Regions from separate parts of the Homo sapiens genome. Here region 2 is linked to region 1. Evidence: chromatin loops called from intact Hi-C (ENCODE). Cell type or tissue: ovary. All regions are shown on one strand.

Evidence for each region. Peaks named below come from ENCODE experiments on the same cell type or tissue, not always from the same donor. Only the 100,000 strongest peaks of a DNase experiment are listed, where the experiment ranks them.
Region 2: it touches region 1 in a loop (7-fold over the local background); 82 of 110 quality-filtered maps call a loop at or near these places.

What each region holds. Positions count from the first base shown.
Region 1 is chr7:42,839,555-42,842,054 of GRCh38, reverse strand. No RefSeq gene overlaps it. Among named protein-coding and RNA genes, the nearest start is that of C7orf25, 71 kb to the left of the region's middle. In ovary, no CTCF peak of the experiment used is centred here; no DNase peak of the experiment used is centred here.
Region 2 is chr7:41,942,188-41,944,687 of GRCh38, reverse strand. No RefSeq gene overlaps it. Among named protein-coding and RNA genes, the nearest start is that of INHBA, 240 kb to the right of the region's middle. In ovary, a CTCF peak has its summit at 1,482; DNase peaks (open chromatin) are centred at 1,477 and 1,825; H3K4me3 peaks cover 678 bases; H3K27ac peaks cover 907 bases.

The DNA.
Region 1 (2,500 bases):
GGAGAGACAGGATAAATGTTTGAGACTTTCCCTGTATTTACTAGTTTTCTCAACAATATGCTGATTACCTAGCGATATGGTTTGGTTGTGTCCCTACTCAAATCTCATTTTGAATTGTAGCTCCCATAATTCCCATGTGTTGTGAGAGGGACTGGGTGGGAGATAATTGAATCATGGGGGTGGTTTCCCCCATACCGTTCTTGTAGTAGTGAATAAGTCTCACGAGCTCTGATGGTTTTATAAGGGGAAATCCCTTTTGCTTGGTTCTCATTCTTCTCCTGCCTGCTGCCATGTAAGATGTGACTTGCTCCTCCTTGCCTTTTGCTATGATTGTGAGGCCTCCCCAGCCATGTGGAACTGTGAGTTAATTAAACTTCTTTTTCTTTATAAATTACCCAGTCTCAGGTATGTCTTTATCAGCAGCGTGAGAACAGACTAATATACCTAGCATCTGCCAAAGGTGACCAATAATGTTTTTGTTGTGGTATCATTATGAATTCATGGATTTAAGCATATTTGTGTTTCAACCCTTTGCAGTTACTGTGCTATCTTTGCCCAATGGGGGTTTACTCAGATCGACTTTTGGGTACTTTGGTCATGATCCCGGTACTCACCAAGAGCTTTGTTGCAGTTTGGTATGGCAAGATATGTCAGGCTCATCTTGGACTTTTTTTTGGCCCAGCCCTGGAATCAGTCATTTCTTCTGGTTCCCTTGGAGAGAAATGATATTGCAAGGCCATAAACTGGGTATATCCCAGACATTTTATAAAGAGAGGCTACTTTCCAGCTCCTGAGGATGAGGAGGAGAAAGGTACCAGGCACTATCAACCAGCTTATAGATCTGCTGGGAAGATCAAGCAGCAGTGTGCCCTGTGCACTGAAATTGTTCTACACTTTGTTTCTTTGTTCAGCCCAGCTGGTGCTGCTGAGACGGTACCTTCACAAGGGCTTAAGGACTGCCACCCATCAGCTCTCCCAGAATGCTGGTTGCTTGACGTGGTGGAAAGATCAGGGGCATTGGGCCCACTCACACCTAAGTCTACTTTGTAGCTGGCCACTTACTAGCCCTGTGCCATGGCCAAGTTATTCAAGTTTCCCAAGCCTCCATCTTTTAATCTGTAAAATGGAATTAATAACAGCTACCTCAGACATTTTTTAGGCAATTAACATAGATGATCTTTTCTAGCTTAATGAATTTAACCTGTAAAAAACCCAGCACAGTACTTGCACACAGTACGTATATTAGGCAGTTAATACAAATGATCACCGTATACTCCAAGATAGCAAATTGGGGATGATCATTTAACCCTAATTAGTAATTAGCTAATCTATTCCCAGTTGAATCAAACATCATGCCAGCATGAAAATGAACAATGAGGAAGATGTGTGGAAAAGGAAGCCAGTGAGCTCTTTGCTGGCCTGATGTTATCTATTAGATTAAGGTCTAAAACTTTTTCTGTCTTTAGATAAATTTTCTAGGGTAAGTCCCTTTCCACTTCCCATTTCCCAACAAATTAATGGCATACATAATAATCCTTCAACTTATAAATTCAGATCAGGGGTCTACTTTATAAGCATTAAATTAAAAAGGCCATGCCCAGATAGAAGGGCACCAGAAATCACCAGGTCTCCTAGAGTCTCTGATGTGATGCTGCCTTTGTTTCTGTTTGGTTATCTGGGAAGTACCTTGTTCAACCCTCTGGCTTTACCTCTCGAGCATGGCCCAGTGACAGTGACTCCTTGCTTTCCAAAGTCCTGTCCTTTGACCCTGTTCCTTGTATGCGTAAAAGTCTCCACAAGTAAGACTAAACTTGTTGCCCATGTTACTCTCTCTATATAGAGTCAAGTCTGCCTTCAGCACTTTTACGCCTTTTTGGGTGGGGTGAGGGGACAAATACTACAAAGAAAGAAATGAATCCAAGTAGATGTATTCCTGTGTGTCATATCATTAATATACAGATAATACATTCTGAGGCTCACTCTGATAGAATGAGTTCCTTCAGCTGCTGGGTCCCTGTAGTGCTGTGTACACACATTTAGGCACACTTACCCTGTTTCACTGTGTTCTTTAGTTGACTAAATGATGAGAGCTACTTTCTTCTCTTTTTTAAAATATCAAGTGCCTAGGGTGGTGGATGTTACATAAAAGTTTAAAGATACATCTTTAATGGTGGGTCACTGAAGTCTGTTAAGATCTTTCAAAAATAGTTTTTTCATTATAAGTAACGTTCAAATTATACAAAATTTAGAAAATAGTGACAAGAAAAAAGATGAATGATAATCTCATCATCCATACAACTCCTCTGAATGTTTTGCTCTTTTTAAAATACATAATGAAATTTTAAAAGCATAGTTTACACACTTTCTATATTGTATTTTTTAACCTAACATGATGTCATAAGTATTTATTATGTCATTACAAAGTTATTATATTCATATTTGAATAATTGCACTATTTTCACTATTTTGGATATTTAGATTGTTTTTTGTTTTTCTCATG
Region 2 (2,500 bases), 900 kb after region 1:
CCTTGTTTTGCGAATCAAGATGTGTGACCCTGTTTGGGGTTAGGCACAGTGGCTCAAGCCTCTAATCCCAGCACTTTGGGATGCCGAGGAGGGTGGATCACCTGAGCTCAGGAGTTTGAAACCAGCCTGGCCAACATGGTAAAACCCCATCTGTACTAAAAATACAAACATTGGCTGAGAGTGGTTGTGCACACCTGTAAATCTGAGCACTTTGAGAGGCTGAGATAGGAAGATCACATGAGGTTAGGAGTACGAGACCAGCCTAGCCAACATGGTGAAACTGCGTCTCTACTAAAAATATAAAAATTAGCCGGGCGTGGTGGTGCACCTGTAATCTCAACTACTCAGGAGGCTGAGGCAGGAGAATCGCTTGGACCCGGGAGGCAGAGGTTGCAGTGAGCTGAGATTGTGCCACTGAACTCCAGCCTGAGTGACGGAGTGAGACTATGTTTCAAAAAAAAAGATGTTATGACATTGTTTGGGTCATAATCAGTCACAGAGAAACATAGTGGCAAAATCCCAGTCTCTGAGTTCCAAGGCAGAGAATATGTGAGTTTACTCAGAGATGACAATTTAAGATTGCCTCTTCCTTAGCTCTGGGACCTCAGGCAAGTTTATGTATCTGTGCCTCAGTGTCCTCATCTGTCCAGATGACTGAATCATTGTGAGCAGGAGATGAGTTAAGTCTTGCAGTGTTTGCAGGCACCAGGGAAGTGGCACAGGTTATAATTAACAGTTCAGACATCAGGGAAGGGTTCCAAGAACATGAGTTAAACACTGACTAAGGAGGGGCCCTTTCAGAAGAGGAAGAGGTGGAGAGGAAGGTACAAGAGACAGTATGAGGTGGGAGAGTGGACCTCTGTAGATGAGGGTCAGGAAGGAGGTTGACAGGATGTACATAAGGCACTGGCAGGAGTGAAAACTCGGGGTGAAGGTGCATAGGCCCCAAACACCCCATGAAGGAGTCTGGGCTTTGCCCTGGAGGACCAGAGCTGGAGGGGACACACCAGGGGGGCCAGTGGGTGTGCTTTTTGGAGAAAATTTTAGAAGAAGAGGGAGGAGGCCAGAAGTCAACGATGCCTGGTCTAGAAGTCATAGCTTCTGTGAACGAGGAAGTCTCATAGGCAAAAGAACAGGCCTGGTCTTATGGGGTTCTGGGTCCAAAGGCCAGACCTGTTGCAAAGTGTCAGCAAGAGAAAAATTCCTGGCCCTCTCCTGCCAGCTCTAGCTCCCCCTGTCAATGAGAGAAAGGACAGGCCTATTCCAGAACACTCAGCCATCAGGCACAATCTCCAAGACTTGACTGTCCACTGCCCTCCTTCCCTCCCTCCACACTCCCCTCACCACACTTGTGGAGGGCCTGGGGATTAATGCCCAGTTTGCAGGGCATTTAATAGTGGCTTCTCAGCGGGCGGAGCTGCAAACGCGTCCAACAGCCCCTTCAGCCCATGCTGCTGCTGCCACCGCGTGGTGCAGGCGGGGAATGACTGCGCACCGTCCCTGTTCAGCGGGAGCACCGGAGCCCATCTCCACCTCCGTTCTCTGCGCTGAAGAGGAAAGAACCACGCGGATTCAGCACGGGGAATGTTTCTTGTTTAGGAACTGTAATATAGGGATTGGACACTAGCTAAAAAAGAGCATCTTTGGAGATGGGGGTATTAAACAGTTCAAATATGCTTGGGATTCATCAATATGAGACTTGGAGAAACATCTCTGTGGCCACTGCTGTGGCTTTCTTGGATCTGAACCAGACACTGCCTTTGTTTTTTACTACATATAAGCCAGAGGGAGTCCTGGGCTGCCTGAGCTGGGGAGGCGGGTGCGGTGACAGCAGCGCCCCTGCAGACTGAGCCTGCGAGTCCCACGCGTGAAGCCCACGCGTGAAGCCCGCAGGGTGCGCCGGGTTGTGCGGGGCATGGCAGCTCCCAGCCCCTCCACACATCGGGTCGGCCACTTCCCTGCGGGGACAGAATCTAGCATTTTTTCAACTGTCCTAGTCTATGTATAATTCCGTTTGTCTTTTGAAAGCAGTTGTTTATTTTGAAAGGCACAAGCGGAATGCCTTACATCAGCGCCCCTTGACCCGGAGGTAGGAGGAGCGTGAGAGGAGCCACAGGGTGGACTTTAAACCACACCGATGTGCTTGAGTCACGGGTCCTCGGGTAGCAAGTGGCTCTGCACAAGTTGTTGAACTTTTGAATTTTTTTTTTTTGACAGAGTCTCACTTATGTCCCCCAGGCTGGTGTGCAATGGCACGATCTCCGCTCGCTGCAACCTCCGTCTCCCCGGCTCAAGCAATTCTCCTGCCTCAGCCTCCAGAGTAGCTGGGATTACAGGCGCCCCCCACCAAGCCCAGCTACTTTTTTGTAGTTTTAGTAGAGATGGGGTTTCACCATGTTGGCCAGGCTGGTCTCAAACTTCTGACCTCAAGTGATTCGCCTGCTTCAGGCTCCCAAAGTGCTAGGATTACCGGCGTGAGCCACCACGCCCGGCCAGTTGT